Linked DNA regions of Homo sapiens: regions 2 and 3 are each linked to region 1. Evidence: chromatin contacts called from ENCODE Hi-C or POLR2A ChIA-PET data. All regions are on one chromosome and are shown on one strand. Each heading gives the region's core, a stretch centred on a gene start or an enhancer-like site at or near the end of the contact. The rest is flanking DNA. Distances are from core to core; before and after follow the strand shown.

Region 1 (4,069 bases), core at 1,201-3,700:
TGGAAAAGGAAATGGAAATGTTTATTGAATGACTGAGTGCATCAGAGACGGAATTCAAGGAGACTGTCTCTTTGCCTGGGTCCTGCTGGCCCTGGAGTGCTGGCCTGCTTTCCATGTTCCCAAATATGAGGCTGCTGGGGTCTCACGTGCCCTCTTCCCAGGCTCACCCTCTGTCATGTCTCCTTCCCTTTAGTCCTCCTGCAAGGAGAATCCTTTTAACCGGAAGCCATCACCTGCAGCGTCCCCAGCCACAAAGAAGGCCACCAAGGGATCCAAGCCAGTGAGGCCACCTGCCCCTGGACACGGCTTTCCACTCATCAAACGCAAGGTACCAGCTGGGAGCCCCCCGAGACCAGGCTGGCCTGGGCTGGCAACCCCCACTCTGCAGCTGCAGTCTTCCCCTGGGACTCTAAGGAGGCTGGCTGGCTAGGCAGTGGGCCTCAGATGCTCAAGAGAGCACTCTTGGCGGCCCAACTGGAAGGTCTAGCTTGCAGCCTGGAGGGATTTGGAGCAGATCAGCCCTTCACCACCAAAAGCAGTGGGTGGTGCATTTAATTTGTTACTAACAAGTTCAAGTATCAAGCACTCATGATAACACTGCTACTTAAGCTGATTAGAGTGTTCTCAAGTTTATCTCTGTAATAAGGTCACTCTCACTGACATTGTGATACCCTTTCTGGAGTGGCAGAGAGGAGGCGTTTCCGTGAAGGGCAGGGAGTCATGCCACCTTCTGGAGTGTCTGTTGGTGCTGGGACCAGTGGCATGCAGGGTTGTGGCTGTCCCCACACTGGCCCCTTCCCCACTGGGACCCTGCCTTCTTACCATGCTGGGGTGGGGGACAGGGCCCGGGCCCTGGAGCCACCAGTGGCCAATGCTGGCCAGAGAAGAGGGCAAGGCTCCTGGCAGCAACCAGGCAGGCCGTCAGGTGACCAGGCACTGTTGGGCAGGTCCAGGCTGACCAGTACATCCCTGAGGAGGACATCCATGGAGAGATGGATACCATTGAGCGCCGGCTGGATGCCCTGGAGCACCGTGGGGTGCTGCTGGAGGAGAAGCTGCGTGGCGGCCTGAATGGTGCGGGAGCGGCTGGGAGGGCCTGCTGGGTGGGGCTGGGGGCAGGAGCCTCTATTCCCCGGGGAACTGAGCCAGGCATGGCAGCCAGCCCTGGCCTCAGTGGGTATCTGGCTTCCAGAGGGCCGTGAGGATGACATGCTGGTGGACTGGTTCAAGCTCATCCACGAGAAGCACCTACTGGTGCGGCGAGAGTCCGAGCTCATCTATGTGTGAGTCCCCCCGCCTGGGGCATCCCTCCCTGGAATCCGTAGAGCTTAGAATGGAGAACCCTTACCCTCTTCCCTCATCAGTAACAGCGCAGGGCAGGGCAGCCGGGGCTCGGGCAGAATTGTTAAGAGTCACCTTATTCCCACCCCTAGCTTCAAGCAGCAGAACCTGGAGCAGCGCCAGGCTGATGTCGAGTATGAGCTCCGGTGCCTCCTCAATAAGCCAGGTGAGTGCAGCCACTGGCACTCCCCTGGCACCTGCCCTGGGGCCTGGTGACACGGAGGAGTGGGGGAGCGGGCAGACAAAACCCCAGTAGGATGCACAGGCAGACTGGGGACAGGGCCAGAGGAGGAGGTGCGGGGCAGGGCTGTCTGGGTCACCCCCAAGGATGGGAGAGACTGTAACAGGCAGTAAGCTGGCTGGGGCTGTGGTAGGAGAAGGAACCGCACAGACAGTGTAGGGTGTGGACGTCCGAGGGACCAGGGATGACAGGCTCTCAGTGAATGAAGATCAGGCCCAGGACCAGCCCAGCCTGTTTTGTGCGTGGGTCAGACTGTTCCTTCTTCTGCCACTAACTTGCTGTGTGACCTTGGGCAGGATTCTTAGCCTCACTGAGCCTCAGTGGCTTCAGGTGTAAGATGGGAATGAAGGTCCCCACGTCCTCGGGTGTTCTTGGGACCAGGAGACAGTGGACGTGGACTCTGTACCCTCTGAAGGGCTGATGGCTGATGGTTACCATGTGGCCGAGTTGGGGTTTGGTGAGGAGGGCTCCTCACACGCCCTGTGACCGTGGAATGCAGTGAACCGCAGCTGCAGGCAGAGACCCCAGGACTATGGAGATTCCAGAGTTGGGAGCCAAAGCTTTTGACCACTTTCTTATGGCTCAGGCATGGTGCCAGCCCTGGGCAAGGGCCATCTTGACAGATGGGAAGTGGAGGGCCAGAGAGGTCAAGGGACTTGGCTGTTGGTGACGGGGCTGGGCTTCCATCCATGTCTCTGATCTGGGGCTGTCCCTGCACACACAGCCCCTCCAGACTGTGGGGATGGTGGCAGGGGAACTGTCTACTGACTGGGGAATTTGGGAGGCTGGAGTGTCCCAGGGGAAGCCACAGAATGTCCCAGGCTTCCACTGCCTTGTGTGAGTCACTCCCAACTCTGCAGGAGGCTGGGGCGTGGCCACCACTCAGAGCCACAGCGGCGCCCTGTGGCCAGAGCGGGCACGGCTCCTCTGCCTCCCTGGCTAGCCCGGCCCCAGGGCTTACTGTGGCTTTTCCAGCCCCCGTGTGGTGGCTGTGCGTCCCGGGCTTGTCAGCCTGTCCCGGATGTTGCTTTTGGAAGGTGAAGCTGGTGTATGAGGCTCCGAGTACAGTACACCATGAGGGCCATTGCTTGGGGGCATCAGGCTGCCAGGTTCAAATACCAGCTCCACCTTCACTGTGTGACACTGGTCAAAGATTTCATGTCCCTGAGTCTCAGTTTCCCCACGTGTAGACTGGGGACATAACTTACCCAGGCCCCAGATATGGAAAATGGCAAAGTGGGATTCAAACTTGGGTGGTGATTTGGAGGCCCTGCTCTGTCCCCAGAACCAGGTTGGGCCACCTGCTCCTCAATTTTGGCAAGGTGAGGCCATAGGGGAAAGGGGCAGTGGCTGAGGGGGCTTCAGGATATTTATTTATTTATTTTGGGGGGGGGTATTTATTTATTTATTATTATTATTTTTTTTTTGAGACAGAGTCTCACTCTGTCGCCCAGGCTGGAGTGCAGTGGCGCGATCTCGGCTCACTGCAAGCTCTGCCTCCCGGGTTCACGCCATTTTCCTGCCTGAGCCTCCCAAGTAACTGGGACTACAGGCGCCTGCCACCACGCCCGGCTAATTTTTTGTGTTTTTAGTAGAGACCAGGTTTCACCATGTTAGCCAGGATGGTCTCGATCTCCTGACCTTGTGATCCACCCACCTTAGCCTCCCAAAGTGCTGGGATTACAGGCATGAGCCACTGCGCCTGGCTCTATTTATTTATTTATTTTATTTTATTTATTTATTTATTTTTATTTTATTTTTTGAGATGGAGTCTCACTCTGTTGCCCAGGCTGGAGGGCAGTGGCACAATCTCGGCTCACTGCAAGCTCCGCCTCCCCAGGTTGACACCATTCTCCTGCCTCAGCCTCCCTAGTAGCTGGGACTACAGGCACCTGCCACCCCGCCCGGCTAATTGTTTGTATTTTTAGTAGAGACGGGGTTTCACCATGTTAGCCAGGATGGTCTCGATCTCCTGACCTCGTGATCCACCCGCCTCCGCCTCCCAAAGTGCTAGGATTACAGGCGTGAGCCACCGCGCCAAGCCCTGGCCCTATTTGTTATTATTATTATTTTATTTTATTTTATTTTTTTGAGTCAGAGTCTCGCTCTGTCGCCTAGGCTGGAGTGCAGTGGCACGATCTTGGCTTACTGCACGCTCCGCCTCCTGGGTTTACGCCATTCTCCTGCCTCAGCCTCCCGTGTAGCTGGGACTACAGGCGCCCGCCACCACACCCGGCTAATTTTTGTATTTTTAGTAGAGACAAGGTTTCATCGTGTTAGCCAGGATGGTCTTGATCTCCTGACCTCGTGATCCGCCCACCTCGGCCTCCCAAAGTGCTGGGATTACAGGCGTGAGCCACCGCACCCGGCCTATTATTTTTTTGAGATGGAGTGTCACTGTGACATCCAGGCTGAAGTGCAATGGCGTGAACTCAGCTCACTGCAACCTCCGCCTCCCAGGTTCAAGCGATTTTCCTGCCTCAGCCT
Region 2 (4,453 bases), core at 1,944-4,443, 66 kb after region 1:
TGGTAGATTTGGGTGGGACATCTGTATGTTTAAATCTCCGCTGCGATTACGACGCACCTGGTGGAGGCACTACTGCCATAGATGGTCTAAGGGCCTCTCCCCAGCCTTGAAACTCCCACCCCTAGGGCAGGCCACCCCACTCCTGTGTCCTACTCGGGAAGGCAAGGGCTGCAGTGGCTGGCTGCATCCTCTGGGGTGCCAGCTGGGACACAGGTGGCAGGCCAGCTGGGACACAGGTGGCAGGCCGTAGGGAGCAGGGTGCTGCCTGGGGAGGGTGTGTGCTGTGGACCTGCCAGGAACAAACACAGAGGGGCCTGGGAGGGCCCTGAGCTTCCCAGCCGGAGTCTCCCCTCCATCCCCTCCTCTGAAGGCCTCTTCCCCCTGACCTTTCTCCCTTCTTTTCCACTTCGGCCTCCACCTTGTTTCTTTCTCTGTCCATTGCTCCCTCCTTCTCCTCTTTCTGTCCCCAGCCTCCTCTCTCTGGGAAGCTTTTTAATTTTGACCCCACATCCCACAGTTGGTCGCTCCTGCCTCTTGGTGTCCTTCTTGTCCTGGCCCTCCTGCCCTGGCTCCCTGTCTCTCTCCAGCCCTGTCTCTGTCTCTCCCTGTTTTTCTCTCCCTGATGCGTTCTCTCTGTCCCTCCCTCCATGAATTTCTCTGTCTCTGTCCTGTGCCACCTCTCATCTGCCCTGCCTCTGTAAATGTGGGGAGGACCCTGGGAAAATGACAGAGATGGGGAGAGCTGACAAGTTAGAGAAGCCAAGGCTTGTGGCAACCTGCAGTCTTCCCCACCTGGCTCCAGCCTACCTTCCCCAGGACACCCGGCTCTGTCCCCTGCATGCCCTGGGTCACCCTGCCCCTCCCTCGTGCCTGTGCCCAGCTCCGCATCTCCCTCTTCCCATTTCCAGCTTCCCTGAGACTGCCCCGGGGCCCTTTCTCTGGCTGTCCCAGGGACCTCACCTCCTGTGAGCCCACAGCTCACCGTCTGTCGAGGGGGGACAGGCAGGAGGTAAGGATGCGTCCGAGCCTCCCTAGGACACGACCCTCACAGAGTCATGGACCGCAGGATTTGTACCATCTCCTGGCGCGAGAGCCAGGGTTGCCCAGATTGATGGAAGAGCAGGTGTTTGTGTCCCCTTCCGGTGAGAGCTTTCCAGCGCCCAGAGAGCCAAGACGGCTTGTGGAATTGGGGAAGAGGCAGGGAGAGGGTGGGAAGTGGGAGTGGAGGGGTATGTTCTTCCCCTCCCGGGGCCTCAGTTTCTCCTCACAAGCTCTTCCCTCTCTCTCATTGTCTAAGCCTTTCCTTCCCGCCTCTGGTCGATTGGGGGTGGGGCAGGGGCAGGGAATGAGGGGATGTTGGGCTTTTACTCAACGGAGCAATTTATCCTGTGATCAAAAGAGGCCATGGCCGCCTCATCTCTCCTCAGAGACCTGCCCTGACAGGTGGTGTCCTGCCTCCAGTCCGTGTTAACTCCCTCAAGGCCAGGGCCGGGCCGAGGGTCTGAGCCTTCCACCTGCCCCTTGAAGGGGCCTCCCTGGGGTCCAGAGACATCAGGCTGGCCCTGGGGAGGCTGTGGACCCTGGGCCTCACACTTACATCTGGACAGGCCTTCTGACTTCCAGGGCCTGGTGAGAACCTCAGGTGAGGAGTTGCTGTCAGGCTCCCTGGGCAGGTTGGGGTGGTCCTGCTGTCCCACCCTGGGGACTTTATTCCAGGGGCTGTGGGCTGGAAGGAGCCCCTGTTCCTTCCAGACTCCCTCTCTGCACCCTCCCTACTGCTGGCCCTGTGGCCCTGGGCGTGGGATGTGCAGAGGACCGGCCAGGAGAAGGGTTAAGTCAGGGACTCTTGGGATGGCTTTGGCCACGGCCATTCCTCCGAGAGAAGAGAACAAGGGGCCCATTCTGTGTGTGGGAATTAATAGCAAAGAGTCATCTGGGGTGTCACTCAAGCACTGATCGACTCCCAGAGGAATGTGAGAGGGAGAGAGAGAGGGAGAGGAGAGGAGAGGAGAGGAGAGGAGAGGTGTGGTGGGGGCTGAGACGGAGATGTCAAAGGCAGGGCATTAGGGTCTGGCTGGTACAGGAGCCCGCCCTGGTAGGAGGACCCGCCGCCCCAAGATGGGTCCTGCTTTTCACCACAGATGCGCCCCCGTCCCTACACAAGATGAAGACCCCCTCCTGTCATTCCCTCACCCAGGGCCTCCCCCTTCTGTCTTCCCTCATTCCCAGACGGCCGTACCCTCTACCCCGAGGTGGGCCTGCTGGGCAGCTGGCCCTGAGTTCCTGGGCTCTCCCAGTCTGCCCCCATCTTTGCTGAGAGATCCAGGTGCTCCTTGTGGGAAATGCCCTGGGGATGGTGCTGTGGAGTGCCAGCCTGGGGTCCTGAGTTGTACCCTCTGTCCCAGGATCCAGGAGCCCCACTTGCCTGGCTCCAGGCCCAGTTCAGACACATTTCTACCGGGTGGCTGCAGGCACCTTTGGCCGCCTGCGTGTGGGGATGCTGGAGCTTGTCGGCCATCACAGGGGGCTCAGCCTTCCTCGTCAGCTCAGGCCCCTGTGGCAGCCTCAGCCTGGCCTGTGGTCACTGAGGACCAGCAGGTCTCCTGACATCCGAATGTCATACCCTAAGGAAGGCCTTGGCGAGGCTCCAGGAGGCCTAGGAGGGTGTGGTGCTCTCCTGCTCCAGTTGTGGGGCTGAGTCAGAATCCTCCCAGGTCATCTGCACCTGGGCGTCCTGACACCCCTTCCCCTCCCCAGGGCCTCAGGCTGGCCACCGAGCCGAAATGAGCCTAGACTCTGTGGGACGCAGAGGCAGTGGGGTGCGGAGGATGAGGGCTTTGGGGCAGTCAGAGCAGGGTGCCCCACTCCTTGGCCCTGTGACCTGGGCAGAGCTCCTTTGTCTCTCTGAGCCCCGGGGTTTCCTCTTGAAAATGGGTCATGTCATAACTGGCAGGTTCAGAGGTAAGAGAAGGTAACAGGTGTCAAGTGCCCGACACAATAGCCAACCACTGTGTGTTGTTATTTTTATTGTGATGATTATTGTTATTGGAGGGCTGGGCAGCCTCCACTACCCTTGGGCTGGAAGGCACACTGTGCACACCATTTGACTGCCTGGATCTGCACCTGGCAGCCTGTGCCCGCTAGGCGAATCGCAGGGATCCCAGCACTGTTCCTCCTCAGCTGTGGTTTTGGCGAGGGTGAGCTTATTGGCCCCCAGACCTCCTGTGTGCCAGCGTCATTTCCATATCTGGTGACTCATCCTGCTGGTCCTGCCGGAACATGATGCCTCCCCTGACGGCATGGTGCAGGCACAGTGTGTGCAGCCACTGGCCTCGGTTCCTCCCCTGGGAGTTGGCCACCTGCGCCCCCACGGTAGACTCTGGCATGCTAAAGCCTGAAGGGAGCTTAGCGGTTGTCCAGCCGGACCTTCTTATTGTACTGACAGGGAGCTGAGGTCTAGAAAAGAGAGGGCCTTTCTGGGGCACTGTGGAGTAAACAGAGTTGGCAGGCTCTTCTACATTGGGCTAGGAGTCTGGACTCCTGGGTTCTTGCCCAAACTTGGATGCTAGGGGCCAAGTGGGCTGGGAAAATTCCTTACTTATAGCTGGGGTGGGGAGAGGACACACGGAGAAAGAAGGTGGAGCCTTTTGCAAACTAAAGTGCTTTCCAAATATGGGGGGTTATCAGGAGGGTGGCTTTGGGCCCCTCGAGATGGTGCTGACCCTGTGTTCCTCTGCAGTCTGTGCAGGGCACTAGGGTGGTTGGTGTCACCAGCCCAGGGGCTGCTGGACACAGGCCCCACCCAGAGGAATAAGCCAACACCATTGAGGAGGGGCAGCCCAGGGCTCCCTGCCTGGCTTTGGAGGTGTAAGGTGTTTGAAATAACATTCTCCAACATGCTCAAAGTGAAACCAGCTTCCTTTGGGAACATATGGAGACCACAGGCACTTCACAGGGGCTGATGAGGACCCACCAACTCTGCTGTGGGCTCTGTCCCTGCCCTCGGAGCTCATAGCCTGGTGACCTTGGCATTCATTATTTTCATTCCAGTTCTCAGCACAGCGCTTGGCACATAGTAGGAACTCAGGAAGTGTTTATGGGATGGAATGGGGTGATGATGTTGAGGCAAGATGAAGGGTATGAACGGAGATGACATCTGCGTCTTGCCTGGAAGCAGAGGGTAGGAAAAGGAGCAAGTAAGGAGTGGCGGCTGGCATGGGTGCAGCACCACTGAGAGGAGGGGTTGAGAGAGGTTAGAGAAGGACTAGAGTCAACACTCCTGAGAGCCCTTCTTTGCCCTGTGGCCTCTTACTTGCAAGCTAGTTCCCCTCTCTCAGCCTCAGTTTCCTAATCTGTAAAACAGGGATAATAGAATTTATTCATGAGTTGTTGCAAGGCTCAAGAACGGTAACACATGGGCCATGGCAGGCTCTCGACCGTGCCTGCTGGACAC
Region 3 (4,470 bases), core at 1,671-4,170, 100 kb after region 1:
TGGCACGGAGGAGCCTACTTCTGACAACAAGGATGCCCTCGTTCCTTGGCTACTTCTCCTACCCACGTCCCCCCACAAGGTAGACTTGGCCCTCTGAGTCCTCACCACACCACCCTCTTAGCCCAGGTAGTAATTACAGTCATGTCTGTCTCCTCCATGGAACAGTGAGCCCCTAAGTGTGGGGACTGGGTCTGATTCACCACCAGGTCCCCAGAGCCCAGTGCAGGACCTGGGCAGGCACGGACTTCACACCCTGTGCCGCTGTCCAGGTCCCCACCAGCACCAACACCCTGTCCCAGGCGCCTGATGTCACAGGTGTCCCGGCTGAGTGGCAGCTCCTCACTCAGCTTCCACTTCCTCACGTGTGACCCTGGTGACCTCCGAAGGTTGCTTCCAGCCTGAAAGTGCTGTGAGTCCATGTCTCAAACCCGCGTCACCATGCTGCCCCCAGACCAACCCCTCCCCGCTTCCCTGCCCCATCAACGGCCCCACTGTTCTCCAGTGACCCAGGCATGAAGCTTCGGAGTCATTTTTGACTCATCCATCCCCTTCATCCCCTATGGCTAGTCATCGGCCATGACAATTTTTCCTTCCAAACACATCCGTAGTCCCCTCCCCAGCATTCTAGTCCCCTCTGTCTTGGCCTCTGTTTTGGTCTGAAGTCTGGAGATTTTGTCCAGTTTCTTTTTTTTCTTTTACTTTTTTTTTGAGACAGGGTCTTGCTCCGTGGCCCAGGTTGGAGTACAATGGCGCGATCTTGGCTCACTGCAGCCTCAACCTCCTGGGCTTAAGTGATCCTCCCACTTCAGCCTTCCAAATAGCTGGAAGCCTAGGCACAAGCCACCACACCCAGCTAATTTTTAATTTTTTTGTAGAGACAGGGTCTCACTCTGTTGCCCAGGCTGGTCTTGAACTCCTGATCTCAAGCAATTCTCTCACCTTGGCCTCCCAAAGTGCCAGGGTTACAGATGTGAACCACTGCACCACACCTGGCCTGCTTTTATCCATTTTCTAACTGGCCAGTGTCCTCTCACCTTCCACCACAGCCATCTTCCCAGGAGAGCTCTGGAGTTCCACTGTTACGGTCCTCCCAAAAATGCACAGCGGGTATCTGACAGGGGAAACTGCTTCACACCCATCACCTGCCCCTGAATCCATCAGTCAGGAGCCGAGCTGCTGCCTCGAGGCTGAGTGTGCCCAGGAGAGACCGGGGTCTCTGCCCACAGTCAGGCACATAGTCCACTGAGCTCTGCTATTCCTTAGGCCCAACACTGGGCATGGGGCAGGGAAACCAGGATGCTTGAGGCATAGGCCCTGTCCACACCCTGATTGGGGACATGGATGGATGATGCCACACTGACACAGTGTGCTGTAGGAACCAACGTGGGGTGGCGGACGCCCCTCATGCTGCCTGGAATCAGGACGTGTCACAGAGGACAGACAGTCGAGCTGGGTCTTGAGGAATGAGCAGGAGTTCTGCGGAGAGGGTGCTTCAGCAAGGAAGCTGCCTGGATGCGCAGTTATGAAGGCCTGCAGGGGCAGGAGGGGTGGCCACGGTGGGAGGTGGGGAGGCCAAGCTGAGAAGGGCTCCGTGGGCCACTGGTGAGCTGCCTCTGGAATCCCTTACTGCCGTCCATAATTCATGTCCCCCACACGGAGCATGACATAATTCATGTCCCCCACATGGAGCATGACATAATTCATGACCTCCCAACCTGTGACGCAACACCTCCTTGTAAACATCAAAGCAGCCATCTGTGAGCCATCTTTGAGCCCAGGAGGTTGAGGCTGCAGTGAGTTGTGATCATGATACCGCACTCCAGCCTGGGCCCCAGAGTGAGACCCTGTCTTAAAAAAAAAAGAAAGAAAAAAGAAAATTAAAAAAAAAAGGAAGTGGACAAAATCTTGAGATTTTGCACAGAGCTGTCCTCCCTAGTTGCCCTGTCTTTCTTCGCCAGCCTTTTCAGGTGGACGGGGCATGGCTTATCTCTCCCATTTTACAGATGAGGACTCTTGAGACCTACAGAGAGAAAGCGCTTGTCCAGGGCGGCCTGCTAGGCTCTGGTAGAGCCAGGGCTGGAATTTCCCTGGCCCCAGATCCCAGAGTCTAGAGGTTGCAGCGGGGTTCAAGCCTGGTTACCCAGTCCCTCTGGGGTAGGGCTGGTTCTGTAGGACCAGATGGGGCGACAGACAGGCCCAGCTGCTGGGAACTCCAGGACCAATCACCAGTGCCCACAGAGCCTCGCCAAGGCAAGCCCTGCTGGGCTGGCACAGCCTCTGAGGCCAAGCCTGCTCCCCCAGTGCAGTGGGGGTTGGGGGATGGGATCTGGCCCCGGCGGAGCGGGAGGGACTGGGTGGCGGATTTGTGTTTCCACTTGATTTCCTCAGTTGTTTTCCAAGAGCGGTGGCAGGATCCTGAGGGGAGGGGTGGATGTGGGGAAGCCACCGGAAGGCGCCACGGCCCCGCTGCCTGCCCCCCATGTGACTCCACTGACTGACGACAGTGCCCGTGGAAGGGCCTCGAGGCTTCTGTCCTGTGCTCGCTGGGAGAGGGTGTGACGTGGACGAGGGCACTGGGCGACTCCTCATGACCCATGCTGACTCTAAGTTTGCTGCTCACTTGGGGCCCCAACCCCTTTGATTCTGGGAGTCAAGAGAGGTTGTGACCGCCGCTGACCCCTATTCCCTGCACCATCCCAGGGGTCAAGTGGCTGGGGCCGAACCCGGACAGGGCAGGAGTGCCCCAAAACCTAGGGCTTGGCATGGCCCCTTGGTGTCCTCCCGACTCCCCTTGTCAGCTCCTTCCGCCTCCCCTTCTGCTTCCTCTACTCCCACCGTTTCAGCCTTGCTGCCTCACCACCACCATCTGTCCCCCAGCTCCTTGGGCCTGTCCACGCTGCTCCTCATCCCCACTAGTTGTCTTTTCCGCCTTCCAGGGCTGCACTGGGCTCTCACTGGGCCTCGGGCCACAGCCTCTTCCCTTCCATGCACCCCTGCGTCCCAGGCCTGGCAGCTTCCCCAGGCCTGTCACAGAGGAGTGGGGTCAGCCACTCCTGGCTTCAGAATCTGCTCGGCCACTTCCTGGCCACGTGGCGGCAGGCAGGTCCCAACCCTTCTCTGGGCTCCAGCTTCCTCCTCCAAGAAGCGGGGGAGGGGATAATGCAAAACCAGCGACCTCCTGCACCAGCTCTAAGGAGACCGAAGTGCCCAGCATGGGGCGGGGTGCGGAGGCAGCCAAGAGCTCAAAGGAGAGCCAGGCCACTTGGAGTTGAAATCCCAGCGCTGACACCAGCCGTGCAGCCCTGGACCCCTCTCTGAGCCTCAATGTCCCCCTCTGTAAAATGGGGATAATAATAGCAGCTTCCCCTTGGGACAGAATGAACTAATCCCAGGGGAGACCTGTCAGCCTGGGCTTTCTGGAGGGGGTTGTGCCTGCGCAGCTCGGAACAATGAGTCAGAAGCAGCCAGCAGAGACACAGAGCGCACTGGAGGTGGGGGCAGGGCTTGAGCAGAGGCCAGAGGAGAAACCAGTTGGGAGCTTTCGGCCCAGGGCTGGGAGTGGTGGGAGGTGAGACCTGGGGCCGTGGCCTAGGACGAGCTGGGGCTTTCCAGGATCCCACCCCAGCCTCCCCACCCCACCTTGCTAGCCAGGGGGCTGACATCCCTCCCCACTCCCCAAGCAGATTCCCTTGTGCTGGTCCTTCCACCTAAGCTCTCCCCACACCTCTTGGCCTCTGCAAATCCTGCCCATCCCTCCATAACACACATAGTGTAGGTCTTGCTTCTTCCAGGAAGCCTTCCCTGCTCTCTGCCATAGCCATCTCTCTCTCTCCCCCTGTGTGTGTCTCTCTCTCTCGGTCTCACACCCTTCTGTGGCATCGCCTGTGGCACAAACTCACCATGGTGGGTTATTCTGTAAATGGTGCACATCTGGAGCCCATTAACTGTTAACAACAGGCGCCTCCGAGGCCTTTACATCCAGTGTGGTGTGTGCATACCCCTCACCTTGCCTGATTCTCAGCACCATCCTATGGGACGAGAGGGATAAGCCCATTTGACAGATGAGGATGCTGAGGCCTAACAGGCCAAGGGGCTGCTGCCCAACGGTCTAGAGCAAGTCAGTGGGGCAAGTGGGAATCAGGGGTCGCTCTCTTCCCTTCCCAGGGCAGGGGGCCTGGCAGGAGCACGTTTCTTTTCTGTTCATTTGCAATCCCTCGGTCTATCCTGCTCGTGTCCTCGGGGCCATGCAGCCTCCCTCTCCTGCCCACCGGCCTCTCTGCCATCTGAAACCTCCTGCTACTATCACCACTTTCTGCATGACTGCCCCACCTCACTCTCCAGGTGCTGCCTGACACCCGCAGGCACTTCATATGCATCTGCTTCATAACCATGGCTGAACTGAGGCACCCGCCGGGCCACTGGGAACAGCAGAAGAGGAGGGGAAGCCCTGGCGGGAGCGGGTGGGAGGTG

Evidence for each region. A loop is a pair of places that touch in the nucleus more often than their neighbours do. ChIA-PET counts read pairs that join two places held with the same protein, here RNA polymerase II (POLR2A). Pooled maps may share reads with other maps.
Region 2: a pooled map shows a loop between it and region 1 (2.2-fold over the local background). The contact joins two enhancer-like sites. A Hi-C loop is called at or near these places in 1 of 50 pooled maps. POLR2A ChIA-PET finds 5 or more read pairs at or near these places in 4 of 52 experiments (AG04450, H1, HEK293T and 1 more).
Region 3: a loop to region 1 is called in a pooled map, with 2.2 times the contacts of the local background. The contact joins the promoter of POLR2F-AS1 here to the enhancer-like site in region 1. A Hi-C loop is called at or near these places in 1 of 50 pooled maps. POLR2A ChIA-PET finds 5 or more read pairs at or near these places in 3 of 52 experiments (Caco-2, HEK293T and activated CD8-positive, alpha-beta memory T cell).

The regions. Positions count from the first base shown.
Region 1 is chr22:37,931,606-37,935,674 of GRCh38, forward strand. It overlaps MICALL1 (MICAL like 1), which reads left to right. Exons shown (of 16, transcript NM_033386.4): 10 at 194-328; 11 at 948-1,074; 12 at 1,193-1,283; 13 at 1,434-1,507. Among named protein-coding and RNA genes, the nearest start is that of C22orf23, 20 kb to the right of the region's middle. RefSeq lists enhancers at 1,427-2,229, 2,230-3,031. Within about 2 kb of position 2,451, at least 23 of the 41 ENCODE cell types and tissues checked have a DNase peak (open chromatin) inside an H3K27ac peak, as active enhancers do.
Region 2 is chr22:37,996,843-38,001,295 of GRCh38, forward strand. It overlaps a transcript of POLR2F not described here. Among named protein-coding and RNA genes, the nearest start is that of MIR4534, 10 kb to the left of the region's middle. RefSeq lists enhancers at 1-345, 1,496-2,350 and a silencer at 1,740-2,034. Within about 2 kb of position 3,194, at least 8 of the 41 ENCODE cell types and tissues checked have a DNase peak (open chromatin) inside an H3K27ac peak, as active enhancers do.
Region 3 is chr22:38,031,308-38,035,777 of GRCh38, forward strand. POLR2F-AS1 (POLR2F antisense RNA 1) reads right to left here and starts at 2,921. Exons shown (of 2, transcript NR_199596.1): 1 at 2,858-2,921; 2 at 865-1,848. It also overlaps a transcript of POLR2F not described here. RefSeq lists enhancers at 1-914, 1,926-3,201, 3,497-3,586.